Linked DNA regions of Mus musculus: all the other regions are linked to region 2. A link is a loop called in an ENCODE intact Hi-C map of the cell type or tissue named here. Cell type or tissue: left cerebral cortex. All regions are shown on one strand.

The links. Hi-C counts contacts between places; a loop is a spot of excess contacts. Peaks named below come from ENCODE experiments on the same cell type or tissue, not always from the same donor. Only the 100,000 strongest peaks of a DNase experiment are listed, where the experiment ranks them.
Region 1: a loop joins it to region 2, with 2.2 times the contacts of the local background. A loop is called at or near these places in 3 of 42 quality-filtered maps.
Region 3: a loop joins it to region 2, with 4 times the contacts of the local background. A loop is called at or near these places in 4 of 42 quality-filtered maps.

What each region holds. Positions count from the first base shown.
Region 1 is chr2:49,548,220-49,556,219 of GRCm38, reverse strand. It overlaps Epc2 (enhancer of polycomb homolog 2), which reads right to left. Exons shown (of 14, transcript NM_172663.4): 13 at 7,456-7,789; 14 at 4,611-6,294. The coding sequence ends at 6,222. Among named protein-coding and RNA genes, the nearest start is that of Kif5c, 67 kb to the left of the region's middle. In left cerebral cortex, no CTCF peak of the experiment used is centred here; a DNase peak (open chromatin) is centred at 3,875.
Region 2 is chr2:49,723,848-49,731,847 of GRCm38, reverse strand. It overlaps Kif5c (kinesin family member 5C), which reads right to left. Exons shown (of 26, transcript NM_008449.3): 13 at 3,889-3,957; 14 at 1,525-1,731. Among named protein-coding and RNA genes, the nearest start is that of Gm46738, 19 kb to the left of the region's middle. In left cerebral cortex, CTCF peaks have their summits at 829 and 4,475 (motif pointing right); DNase peaks (open chromatin) are centred at 4,496, 5,000 and 5,228; H3K27ac peaks cover 1,616 bases.
Region 3 is chr2:48,946,376-48,954,375 of GRCm38, reverse strand. Orc4 (origin recognition complex, subunit 4) reads left to right here and starts at 5,109. Exons shown (of 14, transcript NM_011958.4): 1 at 5,109-5,259. It overlaps Mbd5 (methyl-CpG binding domain protein 5), which reads right to left and starts at 4,868. Exons shown (of 17, transcript NM_029924.2): 1 at 4,827-4,868. In left cerebral cortex, no CTCF peak of the experiment used is centred here; DNase peaks (open chromatin) are centred at 3,916, 4,376 and 4,992; H3K4me3 peaks cover 3,961 bases; H3K27ac peaks cover 1,711 bases.

The sequences.
Region 1 (8,000 bases), 180 kb after region 2:
AGGGGATCAAGATAAATGCAAGAGGGAGAGAGATGAGGATAAAATACCAGCAAGGATGAGTGAAAAGTTGTAAGGAGTCAAATTATGACAAATTATTATTCATTCCCACAAAATTACATATAATAAATGTGCATATACATTACAAATGACAATGCTACCCCCAAGAGCGACAGACTGTATAACAAAAACCCCAACACCGGGCGTGGGAAGCATCCTTTTGAGTTTTTGGTCAGAGCTGAGAGACTCCCAAAACATTACAGGCTATTGTTGTTGTTGTCCTTGGTTGCCTCCCAGTAGAAGGTAAGTCCCTACTGCAGAAGACAGCTTGCATCTTGGATGCAAGACCAGAGGACCTGAGCTGGTTGTGAGATGAAAGCCTCTCCCTGATGACTGGCTTTCATAGTACTAGAAGGTTCCATGCAAGCTTCCAAGGGAGGAAAACACTCAATATTCCTGTCCAGCTATGGAACCAATGAACCGCAACAACAAAGGGAGAAGTGAGGTAATTATAATTTCAAAAAGTAATATTATTTAAAAATAAAGTCTACTGGAGAATGTATGTCAGCCAATGCAAATGCTGTGCCACTTTAGAATTGAATCCTAAATATCTATGGATTTTGATACCCATTTGGGTTCTAGAACACCTTTCTTTGAGATAACTGATACACTGAATAGATTCCATTCTCTTCTGGGCTTCAGACATCCACTGGAGGTCTTGGGATGTATCCCCATGGGTCTACCACAGTGACACACACACACACAGACACACACACACACACACACAGACACACACACACACACACACACAGACACACACACACACACACACGCAGAAGTGGTCTGGAGAGGCTGCAAACCTTGAACAGTAAATAGACGAACGGATAGAATGTGCTCAACCCACTGGCATGGAGCACATAATGTTCTGGAAGTTACTTGGAAGCCTGGCTTGCTTGAGATGGTCAAGGTATGAAGTCTGTCTAGGACTTATGTAGAAAATAAAGGATCGCATTTAAAATCTGCAGTGGACTGCTGAAAGAAAACCTGCCCCACACACTCTTACATGCTTAAAGGAGTAGGTAAAGAAAAGCAGCTGATACACACATATATACACATATACATATATATACACACACACACACACACGTATATATATGAAATCTGCATGACTTCTAGTGACTGGAAATATGCCTAGTCAGAGAAATGTTTGTATTTTAGGGAAGCTATTGAAGCTGGGAAAATCCTTTGTTGCACTTATTTGCCTGTGCTTCTAAGCAGTTGCTTGCATACTATCACAACTATAAAGCAGAAATGTTAACTTCCGCTGCAGTTATTATGTGGCAAGGAAGCTTGGGAACAACCAACCCATCGACTCACTCAACGACAGAAGCAAAGGCATGAAAGGATCTAAGCACAAAATAATATCCCGACTCAATTCTGGTGACCCCGGTCCAATCAGCCTGGAAGGCATGAGCACCTACCTTTATTTTCAGGAACTTTCTGCCACTTGGACTGGTATCGCTGTGGCCCAGCTTCAGCTTCCTAAGTAGCTGGGACTCATGGCCTGCTATGTAGTTCTCAAATCTCAGTTCTTGAGGCCCAGGAACAATGAATGGAACCATCCTCAGGCTTCCTCACATCTCCTCATCTGACTTCCCACAGCCCGAGGACTTCTATGCCCGTCTTCTGAGTGCTCCTCTCTCCCTCAGCTTCTGCATGGTTCTCCATCATGTCCGCCCTCTTCCTTCCTTGGCTCCTCCCCCACCTTGCCCAGTAGCCAGGTGCTCGGGTCCTGTTGCTCACTGTTCTTGAATCCAGCGTCTACAAAGGCTTCAAGGTTGCTGCTGTGTCTTTTTCAGCCCTGACCTGATAGCTGGCCCAGCAAAACAGCTGTTAGTACTTGAGTGGCTTAAATCGTTTTTTGTTTTGTTTTTATACAATCTGGCAAATAATTTCATCACCAGGCAGCAGACATGACCTTCAGTGATGGCTTCATAAACATGAATTTCATGGCCATCCTAAGATGAAATGTTACAACCCAAGGAGCTTGGAAACGGAGCTTTCTCCATTTGAAAAACTAGATTCGAATGAAGCCCAAGTACCAGGAGACTGCGACAATTACAGACCTGCATAGTGACATCAGTCAGCAGTGTTAACCTATGAGTATCCTCTGCTGAAACCCAAAGCCTTCATCTTGCCTATCTTATTTAACCTGACCTCACTTTGTTAATGACCAAAATCAACTTCCTTCAGTGAGACAAGTGCATTCAACACATTTTTTAAGAAGTTGTGTGCCCATGTGCCCTAGCAGGCTAGAATTAAGTATTCTATATATGAGTAGTTACAGAGTTTGAATATATATGTCACTGTTTGGGGGATATGATTTTCTATAACGGTTTGGATTTCTACACTGAAGGTAAAATATTTGATATGGCATCAGACTCTGTTTTGGGACAATCTAAAATTCTGTACCAAATAAGTGATTACTGAAGTACATGGCTGTAACTGAACTTATGGTAAAATATTATGACAGCTAAAAAGCCCTTCAGGCAGCCTGAGGCACAGGAAGGAGGCACACATCTAACTTGCTATTGATACTGTATAGTTAATGAAGCAATACATACTGACAAGGGCAGGGAAGAGAATGCTTCTGGAAAGCCTCGAGAAAGAGCTGCCTAAATAATACTAACTCAGGGATAAGACTAGAAAAGGATTAAAGCACCCATCTTATTACCACTTTGTATTCTCTTGGTATAGCCACTAACAACTTAGTTACAATTATTCTGTATGAGTTGATCTCAATGTTTGCTGCAATACACTCATAGTTGTCAGCCTCTGACATGACTTGAAAGAGCTCTAGACTAACCTGACTCTGACAAAGCTTACTTCCTTAGCAAACAACCAGTGGCACATGGGCCACCCACGAGCCTCTACCAAGTTTATCAGTGAGGCCTCTTTTACAGTTTCAGGAACTTTCTTATCTTACAGATGGGGAAACAAAGATCCAGAAAGGGCCAACTTGGCCAAGTCCTGCTCCTATTGGCGTATGCAGGTTGGGAGTTTTGGAGCACTCACTGGCTAGGTCTGGAGAAACAGAGCATGGTGAGAAACCAGGCTTTCAAATGCATGTAGCTTGGCGGTGGAAGAGTGCGGGTGAGGTGGAGGTTGTCTTCTGGGGCAAGCTTTGGACTGCTGCAGATGGGAGCAAGCACAGGGCAGCACAGCTCCAGGAGACTGCCACACTAAATGGGGAGGCAGTGCTCAGAACTGCAGTGACTACCTAGCTTGAATACCTGGCTCAGAAACTCAGATTGCTCCAACCCTTTTCTGACCTGTAAAATGAAACAGTGCTTTCTAAAACTGTTTACCAAAGGGGTTAAGGGACAATAAAACACATATTATGTTGAAAAGCACAGCATCATACTGAAATGCAGCTGAACATACTAAGTCAAAGTTTCTAAAACGTTGGCCTTTACTATTCTCAACGCCTTCCAGCCCAAGTCATATTAACAATAAAATACTAAACACACTTGCAAACACTGTACTCTATTTTTAAAAGAGCTACAATGCTATATGCATACATTTAAAAAATATACACTGCAAATAGTTTCTTTTTTTTTTTTCTTGGTCTTCTGCAAAAGAAACACACATTGTGTCTTCAAATATACTTAGAGCTGTATGGTAATACTGACTTTGACTAAAAAGGGGGTACTCCTTCCAGTAAGGCAGAAAAGTGCAGTTTGTCTGATATTTTGCCTACACCAATGAAAGGATGACCCAGCACACAAGTCATTTTGTATTTTAAACAAATGCACACATACAAGTAAAACCTCTCTTCCCACGCTTACTGCCTCCAAAGGAATGCATCTGCCCAGTGTTCTGAAAAGTTCCAAGACATAGCAGAGCTGGCAGCACACAGAGCAACCGCACAAGCCACCCTTTAACTTTCAGCCCTGGAGAAGTGCTGGAACTGTGCGCATGGGTAATTGAAATGCATCCTATGAAGCAGGTACAACCAGCGAAGGAAGGAAGGAAGGAAGGAAGGAAGGAAGGAAGGAAGGAAGGAAGGAAAGAAGGAAGGAAGGAAGGAAGGAAGGCTGAAATTGTCTATTTTACTTCAAAAGGAATAAATCAACTGGCCATTAATCAGTCTTTTGTAAGTTCTGGACTTGCTATCACTTCCAGAAACTGTACAAATACATAGTTCTCATTTCACTTATTTATAATGCACACACACACACACACACACACACACACACACATATATCACATAAGGCAAATTAACTTCATGCTTTACTTCAGCAAAATGGGGGGAGGGGAGAAGCTTTCTCTGAAATTAGCACTGAGTTGTTTCAAATTCTTAATAGCAAGATACATCCAACTGTAAGCAGAATGAACATAGTCACATACATATCAATCAAATTATTTCCTTTATATCATCAGCAGTGAACCCCAGAGGTAGTATGGCAAAAACGAGCATGGATCCTATCAGGTCACAACCGACAAAGTAATTAAATTTATTTTTCCCCTGTGGTTTTGACCATAAATTGCTTTACATTTAGGATCTGAATAAACCACTCTCAGCAGAAATCCTGGCCCATTAATTTAAGTGACAATAAGTTTACAACTTTCAGGACTGCAGATATAAAAAAGGTATAAAATTATGTTCAGTTTGAAATGGTTTTTAATTGTATTCATTAAAAATATTTACATTTCCCAGGACTTCCAAAACCCCCTTGCAATATAATTCTACACTATACTCTATATATTTATAAAATGAGGCTCATTTATGAGATTTCAATGACTGCTATACTGCAAATTACTTACATTCTGTAAAATATTTTAAGAACTTTCATAGCAAAGGTAGTTTATATTGGATTATCTGAAACCCAATGGAGCCCAGAGGCGAGCCTTCGACCTTCTCCTCCATGCCTGAAGGCCTGGGCGACAAGTGCTGTGCGGGCTGGCCTGTCCCTCCTGTCCTCCCTCACTTGCGCTGTGTGCACATGGTGAAATAAACACATATGCAGCATGGCCGTGTTTTGATATGTATTTTTTATTTCCCTGCAGTTTTCACTTATCAAGAACAAGTAACAGGGAAAGTTGTCTGAACTAGTGCATAAACAAACATTCTGAAACACCACTACACGTATCTAATTTACAAGAACCGTATAAAAAAGTCACTAAACACTACGCTATGAAGGTGTCCAACACTTACAGTCAGACGGTTTCCAACCCGTTACTTGCCTTGTAGCCACAGGAAAACTCTCCAAAATTGAAAAGACAATCTCGCCACAACCCTCCCCCCTCCCAAAACCTGGGATGGCTCGATATATAGACTTCCAATAATTATTGCAATGATATGATGCAATACATACCTGGTAAATATCTTTTATGTGGTGTGTTACAGTTTTAAAGCCAGTTAAAATATGCAGTCTTCAGATAAAATGTAATCCATGAAAAATTTTCATATCTGCACAGTTTAAATGTGCTAGATGCATAATTTCCTAGTCCACTTTTTCTGTGTAATTATTTTTTATAAACTGGTATTATAAATAGAAATATACATTCAAAATATATGGAAAAGTGAGTTACTACATTAAATTTGCATGTATCGATCCATCCCTTCCCCTGCACAGTAATAGAAAATACTATTTTGCCTTGAAGTCGTATTTGACAGTGAAATGCCACTAAAGTATTTACCAAAAAGTCCATCTAGTCAAATTGTGAAACAAAATGAACCAAGTGAAAACTTTACAGTTCCTTTAGAAAAAAATTACAAGAATTTCATTTCCTAGCTATGAATCTTTAACTTTTTAGACACAAAGTTGGATTTATTTTTTTTACAAGATACAAAATGTAAACATGGCAAAATAAATAGTTAAAACAAGTGATGCAGGATCCCATTTCATGCTCATGATCCCATTAAAGAATTATTTTTAAAATCCATTCAGTTGCAAATTCAAGTGCAAAAGCATGATGATGAATATCTACTATTCAAGTAACAGAAATAATATTGATGATACAAATAAACTATTTTACAAGGTAGTGATTTTCCCAATTTTACAAAATATACATCATATATCGACTTAACATCCGGTATACTGTACTCCATTTAGGTCCATTGTTCTGCTCTGTGATCCACAGAGTGCCACCCGCCTTTGTATTCCGCTGGAATAGGAATGACTGCAACCATCCACACAGGTCAGGCCACGCGCCTTCCGTTATGTCACCTCCATAGCTACTGTTGTCTCTGCTAGTCCATTTAAACCCAGTCTTTCTGGTTCATGGTTCTCTCTGTAAGAAGGTAAAGAGGACAATAAGCATTAGTACTCCTGAGAATACACTGACCATGTATAAATCCCATTTTTAAGTAACTATAACTAAACATAATTCTAGAAAACTCCCCATTTTTATCATTTCTCGGCAGGAATGAAGAGGTTTTCTTCAGTTCAGAAATTCCATTAATTTCTAATACTAACAATAGATTAGGGAATATAACACAATTAATTCAAGTTTCTTTTTATAGGCTTAAGATCATAAACTTTTTAACCCATGCAGATCAATTTTCTTCTGCTTTACTGTTTTCCTTGCAATAGTGCTATTGAAAGGAACATAAAAACTTGCCCTGCAAAACTTGAAAATTCATCAAATTTATACGCACACACACACACATATATATATATACACATACTACAAAAATGAAAATTATTTTTAAAAATATAAAGCTTAGAATAACAGTTTGGTTTCAACCTAAGCTCTGATCACAGCTTCAACCTATACTCTCAATCTATAAAAATGAGATAGGATGGAGGCTGGAGAGATGGCTCAGTCAGAGCACTGTTGCTCTTGCAGAGGACCCAGGTTTGATTGATTTCCAGCATCCAGATAATGGCTTGCATCTATCTGTAACTCCAGTCTCAGGGATCTGATGTATTCTGCTGGTATCCTTGGGTAGCAGGTATGTACACAACGCACACACACATGCATGCATGCTAAACACTCGGACACATAAAATAATAAATATAAAACATTTTTAGTAAGTTTAATAATTTTAATAAAATTTCCTCTGTGTATCTCTGGCTGTCCTGGAAATTGCTCTGTAGATCAGGCTGGCCTTGAACTCTGAGATCTTCTGCTTCCCTAGTGCTGGGATTAAAGGCATGTACCACTACCACCTAGCTTATTTAAATAAAAAAAATTTAAAACATGATGAGACTGACTGAAGTGTTTAAAATCAGTCAATTTGACTTTTTTATGCTTTCTTTTTTTACAACTCTGGTTGGCATTTAAGGATGCTACTAGGCAAAGAGCTTTTTTGTAGCAAGCAAATCCTCAAGCTTTTGAAAAATCAAGTCTGTCAAAAGATATAGTTGAGCAGCACAAAGTCAAAAGGGCTTCTCTTGATTCAGGACAGCTAGAGCACAGCTCAGGAACAGTACCCACTCGTGCACACACCTGGCTATGCTGCTGATGGCACTGCTGGGAGTAACCTTTGGCACTCTGTCCATGCTGGCAGCAACTGTGGCAAGTTTTAAGGCTGTTGGCGATGGTGCTGAAGTCCGTGTATTGATATGCACATTGACAGGAGAAACAACACTGACGTTATTGAGGTGCACTGCATTGGTCAGGCAGGAATTGTTCATGGGAAGTGTCTGAGGACTGCTTGTGCACAACGCTGGGATCAAGTGGTTTGTAGTAGTGTGGCCAACTGTCCTTACAAGCTGTACAGCTGAAATCCCTGGGCTGGATGATAAAGCCATATTGGTGGAATATAATGTTTTAGAGGGTCCTGCAGAAGAGGGAACAATCACTCAATTAGTGTGATGAGACAATAAAAAAAAGTTTAAAAAAATCAGGAACTCAGTAATAAAATAAATGTACTCATATTCTAATTAAATAAATATGAAGCTAACTTTCTATATCACAGTCATATAAGGAGATTTCCAAAGCATTTTGCTCCCTCTGTATGTGGCATTTGCTCCCTCTGTATGTGGCAACTC
Region 2 (8,000 bases):
ACACTAATGAGGATAGGTAACAACTTAGAACATCTTCTAGTCCTCAGGGAAGCCAAATTAAATACTATAATTCTTCAGAATTACTCAGGTTCCATAGCAGAGCTTCTTCATAGCAGCAAAAGCTCGATTTTCTCACCAAACTTCATCAAATTAACCTCTTTTCTATCCCCCCACCCCGATTGTTAGCAGGAGAAGCAATGCCTTCTTCAGGCGCAGCACTGGAATCGTAGCTCTTCTAGCATCTTGGTACCAACAGCCTGTGCTGCAGAAGGAAGTCCTCTCCTCCCCGGGCCTTGCAAGTTAATTCAAAGGCATTTTCAGTGAGTCGCTACCACTTACTAAAAATAGTATATTAAAGCAGTCTGATAATAGTTGTTCTGACACAAAACGAGAAGCGTACTATAGAAAATCTTGCCTTGCTTTCAGATGTACAACACAGAAGGGACACGCTGTAGGAACCCAGGGGGACACTGAGTAGAGGCAGAGTGGCAGTCCTCTCTCAGTGAGTCTGCAGGGACTTACAGTCCATCAGCACTGCCAACTATTTGTTTCACCTTATTTAATACCACAGACATAGCAGCCCTGTCCCATGGAAACCATTAGGAAGGCCTTTCTTCCCCGATGCAGTAGGATGTGGGGAGTAAATAGTACTTCCTGTCCGCTCCACTGCCAGCAGCCAGTGCTTTCCTCCCCACCCTGCTCTGAGTGCCCGGGACTGATGTTTCTATTAAGGTAGTATGGCACAGTCCAGGACACCAGGTCCTTCAGGCAGAGCCACCAAGGACACCAGGCTACAGCAACTCAATTTCTCTGTGAGCCATCTCCAGGCAGCAAAGGGCATGGCATCCGCCACATCACCAAATGCTCACCGGCCACAGCAGACTACCTGTCACTAGCCCACCAAGTAAAACCCACAACAGCTGTCTCTCAGGGAGGAACCAGAAATACAGCGATCCCTCGGCTGGAAGCCAGTGAACAGGGCCAGCTTACCTCTGTCCTTCCGACTAGGACAAGAGGGTGGGAAGTCGGGGAACACTGTCATTCAGCAGGATGTAAACTGTGGACTGCTGAACTCCTGGGCATCCCCTGCCTCTGCTCTTTAGTAACAACGCTTTCGGTGCTATTCAGTGACCACACACAGAGGTCCTTGCTAAGTGCTTTACGTAAAGTGTCACTAACACAGGTGCCATGAAGAAGCACATTATTGTCGTTTTTGAGAAATAAAGCAATGAATACTCAGGACGGTTTAAAAATCTCGCCTGAGGCCAAAAGAGCCATAAAGTCAAACTTCTCACTAAGCTTTTCCTGGATCTAGCATCTGCATTTAACCCTTTCCAGAAAGCATTCTTGCTGATGTCATCAGCTTCCTGGGTGTAAAGCAGCTGTGCTGGGTAGTCTGTGGTGAAGGGACTGGAGGAGAGGCCTCAGGGAGCACACCAAGTCTTACACAGATAAGCACTCAGCCAACTGCCTTCCCATTTGTTAACAGAGAAGCCCCGCCCCCTTTAACACCATTGCTCCAACCGTTTTCTGGGCCAGCTCATCAGTCAGTTGCTCGTTGGCCCTGGTCTTGTCCTCCACTTCTTGTGACTTCTGGTCGTAATTGACAGCCAGCTCCTCCAGGGCCTGGAGGACTTCTTTCACTTCGTCTTTAGCTGCCTCATTTTCGATCTGGAGGCGTGTCAGCTCCTCCTGGATCTTCTCATAGTCCCTTCTCGTGGAAGCCAGGAGCTGGGGCAAGGAGAAGGCCAGGTGAGTGCACTAATTATATGTCAACGACCTGCGCTCTCCCTGCACAAAGCAATTTTAAAACCAGATCCGGGAGAACAAGTTGGGAGCAGTCAGATTGTGGAGAACTCTCACCGTGTGTTACAGATGCTAAACACATTTTCAAGTGTTATTTCAAAAATCTTTTCTCTTTTTTACCTTTTAAGAATTTTATGCTCTAAGTCAGACTGAGACACACACACACACACACACACACACACACACACGTACACCAGGGCACTACAGCTGGTTGGCTTTTTCATGTTAAACAAAAGATGGGAGAACTGCTTTTAATGAGTGGCAGTACACTGGCAGAGCCGCTGGAAACAGTGCCACAATTTCATATTGTATTTAAGTTCATTTCAAAATCACCCAAACAGTACTTGAAATGAAGTTACTTTCCTTTACTGTTTATCAGAACTGTATAGAAGAATATACCCTAAAATCTATACACATGGTAAAATGAGGTCCTGGGTTTGTGGATGTTTCATGTAGCTGTTACCATTGTTATTGTCTGATTTCCTTAATGGACATTTATCAGTTTGCAAGGAAAAAATATTAAAGTCTGAATGGTAACAAAAGGAATTGATCCAAGGCAGCTGAACCACTCTTGGAGATGCAGAGTACATGTGGAAGCGGACAACAGGGAACATAAGTGGCCACAACCACAGCTAAGGTAGGAATCTATTAAACAGGGTTCACATGACTCCAAAGACACAGCCTGCCTCCCTGCAGAACCACACTCATTACACTGGAAAGATGATGGGAAGCAGAAAGGAAGGAAATGGTTACAGAGCTCCCTGGGTGTGGGGGCTGAGACTGGGACATCGATCTCTGCCACCTGCCGGCACTGTATAAGCCAACCAAAGGCACTTTAGCAACGAAGCATCTTAAAGCACAAAAGAGAAAAATACTTAGGTGATCTCAGCAAGAGAATGCTGTCTCTGGTAGATCGGCTGGCTGTGCTTGGCTTGGGTTCCTGTTTGTAAAATCCACTGCAGAACGGTGCAAAAAAGACATTTGTGGTAGAAATGAATGCCGGCGGGGGGCGGGGGGGTGCTGAAACCAGGTGGCCTCCTTTTTAGTGTACCAAATACAGAGTAGCAGCACTACGGCCCCAGCTGCCTTTCCTCTTTGATGGTCTACTTTTGATTTTGTTTGTGTATCCCCTGTAGGGCAGAACAGGAGGACACAGTCTATGCTAAAACACACACCAGCCTTTTGCAACTGCCAGGTTACGGAACCAGCCTAGGTGCCCATCAACAGACGACTAGGTAGAGAAAGTATGACAGACGTAGACGGGATGGATGGATGACAGGCAAATCAGCAAGTAGGTAAATATATGATGGGTAGGTAGATGACAGACAGACGATTAATAGATATATAAATACACACAATGAAGTTTTACTTAGTAGTAAAGAAATAGGAGATCATGTCATTTGTAGGAAAGGATCTAAGACATCATCATGATAAGCAAAATAAGCCAGACTCAGGAAGACAAATGCCACGTACTTTCTGTTCTACATGGACTCTTGAGGGCTTGGGAAAGGAAACAGAGAAGCAGGAGAGGCCGGTGAGATAGGAGAGGCTAACGGGGTGAATATGATTAATTATACTCAGATGCCAAAAACCATTCTGTCTATGAGGCAGTTCGTAGAGGTGAAGTAGCCTAAAATAACGGGATGCTGCTGCAGAGACTGAGCAAGCACCACCCTCCCCGGGACAGAGGTGTCTGCCCGCCCCCCAAAGACTAAGTGCGGCACAGAGCAACCCTGAGGCTCAGAGTACTACAGAGTCAGGAGCTTGCTGGCTACACATTGCCACAACCAACCTTTAGCAGACCCTGAGAGAAGGGCGACCAAGAAATCTCCATGCGCTTTAAGGTTTTAAAAAAAGGCTATTTGGGGTGGGTGGCGAGTGGGTGGGGGAGAATGTGGGGGACTTTTGGGATAGTATTGGAAATGTAAATGAAGTAAATACCCAATTAAAAAAAAGAAAAAAAAAAGAAAAAAAAGGCTATTTGCAAACTGTATTTCTAGGACTAATATTATCAACGAAAAGTGATTGAGAGAGAGAAAAAAAAAAACCCCTCTGTAAAAAAGAATTCATTGTGTCTGTTACCTCATCCTGATCCAACATCTGTTGCTTCAGCTTTTCAGCCAGCTGGCTCTGCTGGTTAATTTCATCATCCTGAAATGAAACATCATGTTTAATTTTTAGTTAGTTGTGTCGGTTTTGACATCCTGGTTCCCCTTCCAGAATCAGACACCAAGAGGCCAGTCCCGAGTTCACTCATTAGATGGGGAAAGTGCAGCAGGGGCCATTCCAGGAGCTTGGTAATCTGCCGTGTAGAGTTCTTTCTAGGAAAGGTAACATCTGCCTGGAGAACCCAAATCCTGCCCATCCAGAAACCAGGGGTCTCATACTTCGGGACTGAAAGGGACTACAGAGACATCCTTCCCCAAATAAAGATGTAAACTGGCAAGCCCATCTGTGACCAGGAATGTTGCCAAGTGACGGGAAGAAAGGGCTACTACACCATGCCCATTTACTTAGAGTAAAAAAACTCGAGCTTCCGTGGAGTTTTCTCCAATAGACGGCCCTCTTGACTGCAACCAATAGTCTTGCCAATTGAAAAGCAAAACAAGCAAAGTCCTGCAGCCGGCTGGGTGAGCACACAGGAAAACGACAGCTCTCTTCACTGCCACTAGGTGTTGCTATTGAGAAAGCAAGAGTGCTCTGCCTGCCTCTCTCCCCCACCAGCAAGCCACCTCCAGTGAAGGACAGGCAGGCAGCAGGCTTGAGGCGGAACCACTAGGGAAGAATGTGGCCTTTCCTGCTCTGTTTTCATGATTTCAAAGGAAATTTTAAGCACATTCTGTGAAAAAAAAAATGACAATGTGGCTCCAGGCTCACATCTCCTTTCATTATAAAAGTCCTATTGGAATGCCCGTCTCGGCTGGCACCCCCAAGCAGTCAAATAACAGCTCAGTGTATTACATTGTCTTTGTGACAGGTTTTTTCCTCAAACACAAGTTTTTTTCCTCAAACACAGGTTTGTGCCAGTGTTTTCCTCATTGAAGGACCCTTCTCCTGCACTTTGGATCCGCTTCAGAGGTGAGGTGAGGCAGGTGAATGGCGGAGCCTGGTCACAGAACCTGTTTGCCACAGACATCTGCACCATGTATGGTGGAGTCTACGCCATCACCGGCACGGGATTAAGCGGATGGTGTAGCTGGTACCCTCCAGAGCACCAGCACTCTCACGTGTGCAGGGAAGGCTCTGCACACCCTCGTCCTGTGTCTCTGGTCTTTCCTATATACTCGATCTCACTAGTATGCTCAGGAAGCTCGTGTGCACTGAACTTTATACACCGATGTTTCTTCCATGGTGAATAGAATATTGATTATTTCCCTCCTTGCCAAATCCTTCTGGCAAAAAGAATCAGAGAAATTACAGCATAGCAAAACTGCCAAGAACTGGCGCTTGCACAGCTAACTCACTGTTTTCTAGGCCATGCTTTCCTTCAGCTTCATACATTTAGCATGTCAGTTACAAGGACCAATTTTATATTTCTGCTCCTCAGCACAAGAAGAGTAAAGAGCTTAAAATAAAAGACCCAAAAAGTTCAACCTCATCACTTCCCCGAGGCAACGAAGCAAAACAACCCAAAATCCACAACTGCCCCCAAGGGACGGACAAAAATAAGAAGGGACAGGGTGATGTGGCTTGAGCTTGCACACGGCACTCTTGGCAAAGCCTGAAGATGTAGCCTTCCTCCCCGACAGGTGACAAGCTAAGATGTGATGGGAAACCATCCAGAGAGTTAAAACAGAGCTCTCCGAGAAGGCAAATCAGTGCTTAGAGACAAGCCTTCGAGTAGGCTTGCCCCTTATGAGGGCAACCTTCTAAGGAATTAGTGTTGTCTATCTGATTTCACTGTAATTTCCTAGGCCTTTCTGAATAAGGTGTGCTTGCTGTACTTTCTGCACGTCGAGTGTATCTCTCAGGACATGTTTAAGCATGCTCACTCTGAGATAAAAGATTTCAAGGCACTTTTCAGAAATTAATTTCGTAGTTGGATTTTTCTTATACATGAAATGATACGGTCACCTCCGCTGTCAAAAAGTCACCAAATCTGGATATGTTTTTTGATAAACAGTCATTAGTACAGTATGTAGTCAACTTACAGTTCTTGAATTTACTGCCTTCCGTGAGCAACACAAAGCCACCGTGTATATTTTTACTCTAGAACCCAGCCTCCCACTGTACTGACAGCCTTTCACGGCCCCATATGAGGCGTCTTCTACATCAAGCAAAGAGAACCCACAGAGGAGACTGATGAGCAACCTGGTATTTACAGCATCCTGTTATCTACCTGGGACTTTTAGTCTCCATAACAATCTTTGAAGTGACATCTGTGAGCCCTCAGTTACAGATAAGAATAGCGTACAGGTAAGCACGGGCGTCGTCCCTGCGCCTCTTATCATTAAGCTGCAGGTCTACTACAAAGTGCGAGCTTCTCCATCAAGGATCAGGACCTTGCGTTTATCTCTTCTTAGACCCATGAGGAATAGCACAGAGGGATTTGGAGAAACTATGTAATCTTTCTCCCACTGTGTCCTAGAAAGACGTACTGAGCCTAACCAGTTCCTTGGTTAAAGGGCTAAGGCCAAAATGAAGTGAGTGTGGGGCTCAAGGTCAAGAGCTAGGAAAACACGCTCCTGCTCTGTCAACTACAGGCTGTGAAAACTTAAGAAAGACATGCTACCAGCCAGCGAATGCCCCACTCCATCCCAGAGACTTCAATAACCGAAGAAGACACTGTGTCCCAACTCATGCATTCTCAAAGAATCTAAACATCTAAATCATTGGAAGCATGGGGCCTTCCTCTAGAGTCTGAGAGGTCACGTGAGAATGACGGCCAATAAGACACAGTCAAGCGGCACAGTAGACCGAGAGCTTTGATGTCCTCCGGGGCATCACCTCTGTGCTCCACTCTCTCCCATATCTCTCAGCATCATAGAACCAATTCTGACCTGTCATCCAAGAATCAGTACATGTGGGAATCTGTAAAGTGAGGAAGAGATTGCGTGTGGCTTTTCCTCACTGTTGAAAACAATAGCAGTTCTTTGGAGAAATCAATACGTTTGCAAAAACTATTAACTTACTATTGATCTACTTTTGCATTGAGGTGTTGAGTACAATTACCCAGGTTTAAAAAGGCAGGCGGGGGGGAGGGGGGCGGGGGGGGACTCAGCACGAAAGGCAAAGTACCCAGTTCTCATGGGTATCTTCTGAGATGTGTTTGTGGAATGGTAGGGTCACCCTGCTTTAATGTTTGGGTGACATATAACATGGAGAACCACAGACAAGCAAAGGAGAATCCTCAACCAGTCACATTCAGCTTGCAAAGGTGATAGCAGACTCTGGGCTGTAACCCAAAGACAGAGCCCTGTAAGATTAATGGTGGCATTCCCAGAACAAAACTATTACATCCGGGCCAGAGGTGTCCCCATAGCACCTGAGCCAAACCACCCCAAGAAAGATTAAACCAGACTGAAAATATCAGCAACCTTGATGAAATGAACTGAAAGCGCTTAGGATATCCCAAGGGCAATATGCCAGCATCACAGGGCGCACTGATTTAAGTTTCTGGGCCTCCGGGGTTCCTAAGTGGACTTTACTGGGGATGAGTGAGACCTGCTGTTCAAGGAATCTTTTCTCTAGTCACATGACTATTTGAGTTTGTCCTAGGAGAAAGCAACCCCAGTTAACATGGTCAAACTGCATCACCCATTAGTCTGCCTCCGGGAAGAGCTTCACAAGGAGAGAGGGGTCAGTCATTAAAGTGATTAGGTCCGAGCTCAGGGCCATGCAGCTATGTGATCAGCCTCACACTTGAGCCAAAGGAGTCGCCTGAACCTAGTGGGGCTGCTACTGTTGACTTCTCTGAGAAGAGAGGGGAAAGGCACGGAGAAGGAAGGAGGAGACAAACACACCCACATACTCTCACACTGCCGTCCTCTTCTGCAATAATCTACCCAGATTTCTGGAAGTGAGGTCTTGTCTATCTAGACCAACTCTCCCCTCCCCCAGCTCTTTTTGATTATAACTTTCTGTAGTAATCAAGCTAGAAAACAGATATCAGGAAGATATACATCAATAATGGTCTGCAGCCTACCTCAGCTCCAGGGGGTTGACTGCAAGTGCCACCTTCAGTCTTTGTACCA
Region 3 (8,000 bases), 780 kb after region 2:
TAATTCAGTGAACTTCAATAATATTGTTATGAATTGCTTAAAATATGGTACAAACACTCAAAATGAAAATGTATACCTTTAACACCTGCTATATGAGGTCTAAATATATACTGAGGGCAAACTAGTAAATTTGGAGAGAACTATCTTTTTTAATTTGAAAAAATTAATAAACATTTTAAATTATCTTCAAGTTAAAGAATTATAGTTAGAATAAAACCCAGCAGTGGTAGCCACATAGATAGCTTTATAGTCTAATAGTTGAATTGTGTGTCAATTGAAAACCCCTAAAGTACAGTATTAAATAGAAATTTTTTATATTTGTCTACTTTAATAAAATATAGTAATATAATCTCCTAAAATATGCATTGTTCTAACAGTACTCATATGGTCAATATTTTTTGGTTAAAAAAAATAAAGATTTGACCAATACATCTGTGGAATACAATTATGAAATCCGTTTACATGGAATTGCAGAGACTGTCCTTGTTTTCAAATGCCTAACATATGCCTGAGAGACGAAGATACTCTATAGATGTTTAATTAATAACTAAGAACAATCTACTTTTCACATACATTCAAAATCCCACAAAGTTTACAAAGATACAAAAGTTGGATATAGGCTCTCTGGCTGACTTCATGGGGTCCCACTGATGACTAGATGTAAATCTTCATATCCATAGAAAACTGGAAAGCTGATAATTCTCTGGGCATGAACCAAAAAAACACAAAGGGAAACATGTCACCTAAGCAACAACTGCTTTATAGAGCTGCCAAGAACAGCCTAATAACCCCAACTACTCAGAGCAACATCGACTTGGTGTACCTGAACAAGTGGACGTTTAAGCCAGATTTATGTCATGGCATAGTCAAAATAAGCCACTTCTGTCAAATTCTATCCTGATGAGGACTTGAAGGGAATGCATTTTTTATTCTTTGGACACTATACTTTTTAACAGCATTTAATTTGGTTGTTAATTAGGAAATGTGAGAGCCACAGCAAACATCAAGAAAAAAATTCTGAGGAAAACAAAAAACTTCCATGTATTAAAAATCATATCAATAAGGAGGGAAAAACATGAGAAGTTAATTTTATACTTCTTAGTTGAAAAAATCAAATAGATCTATTTTTAAAACTAATGTGGATTATGCCAACCACTTGGCCCTACTATGCACCATGTTTGCCATGAATGAAGTTGCATACAAATTCTCATCAGGTGAACTTTTGTCCTTAAGTGGTTCATTAAGTCAAACTTGCAAGTAAACATTTATAATTCTAATTGTTGTTGTAAATAGGGGTTCTCAAAACAAGAGGAAGAAATAGATTTGCTGAAATGATTACCTGGAGGTCTGAGGTAGGGGGTTAGCAGTTGAGAAAGTAGGACTGATTCAGAAAGGTGATAATCCACAAGCAGTGAAATCAGCACTACTTCATTGTAATGGGCAACAACGAATTTCTATAGCTTTACAAATGGGCAAATTATAGTTCTAAAGTCATATACCTTCACGTTCATAGAAAAGAACTAGCTTAGACAGGCATAGTAGCTGCTCACTTTTCCTCCCAGGACAGAGGAAGCAGAGGGTAGGTGGATCTCTGTGAGTTAAAAACAACTCTGGTCTAGATCATAGAGTTCCAGATCATAGACTCAGTCTTGAGAAAAGCCTATGTAGACTACTTTCAATAACTACATACGGAAATAGGCATGAAAATTTCATTTCTGGCATAAATAAATGAATAAAATAACAACAGCAACAAGAAACAAACAAAAAACCAATCATAGAATCCTTCAATTCTTCAGTACTTCTAAATATCACAGCACATAAAGGGTTAGGTAATATGACCTCAAAGGTATTATCTACGTGAAAGATTATCCTCCTAAAATATCAACAGTATTTAACACTCGGAATATAAGTTATACTAAAACTAGAATAAAAGGTTTTTAAGTCATGCCATTATCCTATTTACAGAAAATGCAGAGTCTTCTAATCAAAGTAGGACGGTTATGTAGGAAACAGGTGAATAGGAGCGGTTCCAAAGGAACTAATACAAGATATGGTAGCACTGTAACCCCACTGCTCACAAGGTTGAGGCAGGGTGGCATGAGCTCATGGACAGTCTCAGCTAAGTATCTGAGACCCTGTCTCAACAAAAAGGAAATACAAAGTAAGCACAGGCATTAAATTCCAGATTGAAAATTTTTACTTAGGTGCCTACTAGGCCAACACTCTCCCAACTGTCTATACAAGCTGCATACTTATAATTTTATCCGTTACATTACGGTTACTAGTTTTTAAGAAGACAGGAAATCTGAGGTGGACCAGTAATAGTATTACTATGGGAGAAACAACTTGGGATTAGCACTGATTTCTGCTTAAGTGAAGCAATCACATTTCAGAGAAAGGTGAAAAAAAGTGTTCAAATTCATAACAGAAATCAAAGAATTAGGACCATATTGATTACTGCTATAATTCCCCACTCTCTGTGTAAATGTCTACTTTTATATATGGTTGGTAATTAAAATTTTACTAGACAAGTTCTACATATGAAGTACTTTTAGGTTACTAAAATATGCATATATCATGTTTTGGCTTTACAATCAAGCAAAAAATATGAAACAAAAAAAAAGGATCATCACAGTGTACTACTACGTCAAAGATCACATGCCAAATGTCTTTATAGATTTATTTCTTCAATCCTTTTTGCTGATTGAATGACTGTTTTTCTATTGCTGACATAAATTATGGAATAAAAAAAACCAATGCGGTTTTTATAAAGTGAAAGAGAAGCATACAGATAGAATATGAATGTGTGTATCCATTTTCAAAGAAGGCTAAAGAAATGGATAAATGAAACAAAATATTACCTCCTAATGTAAGCTGTAACCATGAGGCCTACAACAGAAATATATTTTTAGTACTGCTGGAATAAAATTTGGCTCTATTTTGAAATATAGGTATAATATATAAATATAAAGAAAATATAGCACTATAAAATGAAAGCCATAAGAATATATCATATAGGAATACAGAATAGTTATTTTTAATCAAGACTGCTACTCTATAAATCTAAATCTAGATTTACCTTTCGATTGTTGCCAACTATAACAAACTACAACTTCATGATTTTTTAACTCATTAAAGTTTATTTTGGAAATTAATTTTGTTACATATGTGAACAATTTGTTCACAACAAAAATTGAGATGAAAACCTCTTCTCGGTTTACAACAGTAAATAAATAATTCAGTTAAAACTGAAGTGATACCAATCCAGCAAAATATTGATGGGGATATCTGGCCTTCTATGCAGCAAGAACAACATAAAGTTTTCAATGGGGATTACTTGTTCAGACAAGTTACAACGATTAGAGGGGGAAAAGTTAGTTATGAAATATCTAATATTTCCATGTTGTGGAAAATGAATACCAGAAAGGTATGTGGGAAAAGAGAATACCAATGGCATTTAAACTTTAAGCATTTTAAGCTTTAAATATATAGTCAAACATGAAGCAAATATTTTTTACAAAAAAAAAAAAAGAGAGAGAGAGAGAGACAAGTGTAAAATCCAACCAAAGGCCTTATGAAGTAAAATTTGAAATTCGCTATGCCATTCAGACAAAATGAAAAATGGAGAAGCTAAACACCTAACGTAAAACCAGTCAAGTCTTTCAACACTAAAGTCAATATCCAAGCCACAGACAAGCAAAGAGAGAGAAACACTCAGGTCTACAACTGGTTAAAGCAGTTCCAACACAATTCAGATCCCGACATTTTCCCACTCAGAAACAAATGCAGGCAGCTTTTCCTGAGGAAAGAGGAAAAAAAAATCTCTCCAAACGTAATTTTTTAAGTGACATCCAGAAAGTATGCCTCTTTTCTGTCTCTTTCCCTGGCGCCTCATTGGAGGAAGGAGGGGGTTGTTTTTGTATTCTCCCCCAGTGAAGCAAGACACAATCAGATGTTAGCTGGAGAAAGCACTTTTGACAACAGCAAATAAAAATAAAAGTGTCCTTCCTTCCCTGACAGGGTGGACACCCCACCTCACACACCCCTCCTCACTCCCGCCCCTCCTTCACTCCCCCCCCCCCCAGCACCACCCCCTCCTCACCCCGGAGCTCCACTGCGTATGAGGTTTGGTGCTACTGCTGCCCCGGAGTGAAAGTCAGAGCCAGAGGAAGGCAATGGAGCCCCCACAGACACACTTACCTTTCCTGCCCCCCACTTTTGAGTGCCTTCCCTGGAGCTGTGGAGGATGACACAAAGGGTAATAAAGGGGGGGAGTGGAGGAGGAGGAGGCGAAGGAGGAGGAGGAGAGCTGGGGAAGTGGCTGCTCCCGGTGTAGGGAGATGTCTTCAGCCAGGGCCAAGCAGCAGCAACAGCAACAGCAGCAGCAGCAGCAGCAGTAGCAGCAGCAGCAGCCAAGGGTCTGTGTTGCTAAGAGGCTTTTGGTCTCTTTCTCTCCTTCTCTCCCGGCCACAGAGAAGGAGGGTGGAGGGGGCTCTGGAAGCAGGCGTGTGGAGGGCTGAGCGGGTAGGAGTCGTGGATGGGGGTTTTTCTAAGAAGAAGAAACTCCTCTCCTCTCTCAGGCTCAATTCCCCCACTCGGGGCTCAGAGCTGGAGGGTGGGGGAGGAACTCGGCCGCCTTCCCCCCACCCCCCTCAATTCAAGGTTGAAGTGGGGTAAAATTAGTGTCCTGTCCCTTTAAAAATAGAAATAAAAGGTGCCCCCCCTCTGCCACTGCCTCTCTCTTCATCATCAGCTGCTGCTGCTGCTGGGGTCTCTCTGCTTGGGGGGGAGGGGGGGCTCGGGGAGACGAGACGGGAGGCACTCACTGCGCATGTCCCGTTCTGACGGGAGGCTGGTTGGTGGAAGGCAAGGAGGAGGGGGAGGGGAGGAAATGAGATGGTTTTCCCAGAAGGCTCCAAGGCGCTGGCGACCCGGAAGCCATTGTAAGCAGGGGGTAGCCGGGCGGGGGCGGGAAGAGGGAGGAAGTTGCTACTCTAGAGCAGCCCCAGCTGCCTCCTCCCTCCTCTGGGAGAGCGGAGGGACGGAAGTAGGCGGGGACCGACCTGAAAGCAGGTCACGTGGTGGGGCGGAGCGGGGGCGGGGCCGCCAAAGCCGGCCGGTCGCCGTGCATGCTGGGAGTTGCTGTGCGCGGTGGGCTGCAGTAGGAGCAGCGGGACTGAGAAGGTGGTGAACATCCTTCGGTCCTCACCGTCGGCGGCGGCCGGCTTTGCCCGATTTAGGCAGGCTTGACTGGGAGAGGTAAGGCCGGTCTCGTAGGCAAGGTGAGGGCCGCAGTGGCTACGGGCGGGTGGACAATCTGAGGGGAGTGGGAGGCTCGTGCAGGCCGGGTAGGCCTAAAGCAGGAGGCCTGCCCCTGGCTCTCGGCTTCCGGGAGCTGCTGTGGACGAAGCGGGCACAGAGCTCAGCAGAGACGGGCTACAGAAGGCTTTTGGGTGAGGAACATGATTGGGCAGTGTTGAGAGGTCAGGTTCTCTGCAGAGAGAGAAGCACTACCTGCTTTAGAGCGTGCGACATATTTGGAAAAACCTAACCAGATGTGTGCCTTTTGATCAGCTTCTGCGGTAGCCTTGCTCATACACATCCTGCCTTCCTGACTTTTCTGTTTTCTTTGGGATTTTGGAGAAGCTGTAGGCATGTAGGCAAGGAACGGGCAGGAAAGGTCTGAGTGAGGGCTCCCTGCATGCTCTCTGCCTTAATGCTGCAAACACAAAAGACTGCCCGTTTGAGGATGCTTGGGATTGTTTGGTCTTTCATACAGAGTTTTGTCACTAAAAAAGAAAAGCCTTGAAATATTCTTTTCTTGTGGAGCTAAAGAGAAAGCTTTTTGTCTGGGTGTTTCTTTTTTTTATAGTGAAATAACGGCTTCTTTTTCATTTTAACTTTCTTCGTTAGTCTTTTAGCTGGTTTTTGTCAAGATACATCGGAGGACTATTACCTCGTCTTTAATAATCCAAGTTACATTAAAAAAAATTCAAAATCGGAGATCTTCGCACTTACTCTTACTTAGTCTTAACTATTTTAGTTCTGCTCAGTAGGATTCAGTCTGTTAAAAGTTACACATTTTCCCGAATTGTTCTTGGTGCAAGTCTATACAGTACGCTATTTAATGTATCCATTGCACGGTGCTTTTTTTTTTTTTTCCTTCGTCCTAGGGAGGTAATTATGTCAGATGGGTTCAAAACAAAACTCCAGTGCCCTAAAATTTTTATTAGAAAACCAAGTCTCAATCTTCTTATAGAAAACTATTATGACCTAGGTAAAACTTTTAAATCCTGTTTTGTGTAATGGCCTAAGTGTGTGGGAAACTGCACAAAACACAGATGTAGAGAACGACTGTAGCATACATAACCTGTAACCACTATGAATCAAGAACCAAAACATGGGTAGCAGCTGGCAGGAACAGGCCCACTAATTGCTTCCAGGCCTCTCTTCCTCTGGTGCCACCTTACTATTATCTTGATTCTTGTGATTCACTGCTTTTCTTTTAGTAAAAATGTATGTCAGCGCTTCTAAACAAATTCTCAATTGGCCTCTTTTTATCTGCTTGTAGGTAGGTAGTTCACACACCCTATTAAGTCGGACCCTTTATTTACCTGGCTGAGATTTGACCCTGTTAATACATTTTGCTGTAATTTATATATTTTTTTGTTGTGGTGTAAGAGTTTCTAAGGTAAAGGCACTGTTTTTATAACTAAGCCACCATTAGTCTTAATGGACTTTGACTTGTATTCATTTCTTTACTACTAAATGATCTACATAGCTACATAATAATGATCTGAATACTACATAATTTTATGTGAATATAGCTATGTATTTTTATGAGTTGTATGTGGCTGTCTTCAGTTTCACCAAACATTTAGACTGGCATGCTGTCTCATCCCCCGGCCTCAGGTGTGAGCGAGCCTTACTTGTACCTTCTCACCAACAACTAGCTTTTAATTTTGTCAATCTAATGAGGGTAGTTTTATAATTTGCTCTGTGTTGAGTAAAGTTCTGTACTGGTGATATTGACTGTTTTCAGAAACTTGGCTGTTTGGATTTATTCATTCAGAAATTGTCTTTTAAATCATCCTTTTAAAGTCTTTTGTATAGTTTCTTTTTCTATTTTGCTGTTTTCCATAAGGATTTGTAGCATTGCGGCAGATAGATAATCTGTTCTTGTAATATTACATTCTTTTCTTTTTTTTTCTTTTTTTTTTTTTTTTATTGTTTTTTCAAGACAGGGTTTCTCTGTGTAGCCCTGGCTGTCCTGGAACTCACTTTGTAGACCAGGCTGGCCTCGAACTCAGAAATCCGCCTGCCTCTGCCTCCAAGTGCTGGGATTAAAGGCGTGCACCGCCGCTGCCACCACCACCCGGCCTAGTGTTACTTTTTTAATTTATATCTTGTTATTGTTTCTTGAACTTTCTATTTAGCTTTAACTCCAGGACATAGGGTTTCAACTTGGCCACCAGCCCCATGTGGCTTTTGAGCACTTGAAATGTATTGTTATAGGTAGTTTGACTTACAGTAGGAATTTTTTTTAGTGTTTTGTTGTTTCATTTTATATTTGAAAAGTGTGTAAAACACCTCAGCTTCTCATTATATTTGCTTGTTAAAATTTTAACTACTTTCACCTTTTTTGCTTTATTAAATATACTAGAAAATGTTAAATTAGGATTTACATTTATGTTGGACAGCAATATTAACAATAAATATTGACATAGATGTTTCTATATCTTGGCCACTTTCTTCTGATTAATGTCTTGCATTTCTAACTGTCTTTTTGGCATCCTTTTCCTTTTTCTTAGGATAGTCTGCAGAAGTTCCTTAATGCATTTAACCAGTTCTCTTGTTTCTTTGCTTCAAAGCTCTTGTTTTGCTTTCAGTTCTAAGGAATTATGGTTTCTTACAGCTTTGTGGATAGTTTTCAACACTTTGAAGATAACATTCTAATTGTTTTTTTAGCTTCTCTTATTAATTTGCAGAAATTTGCTCTA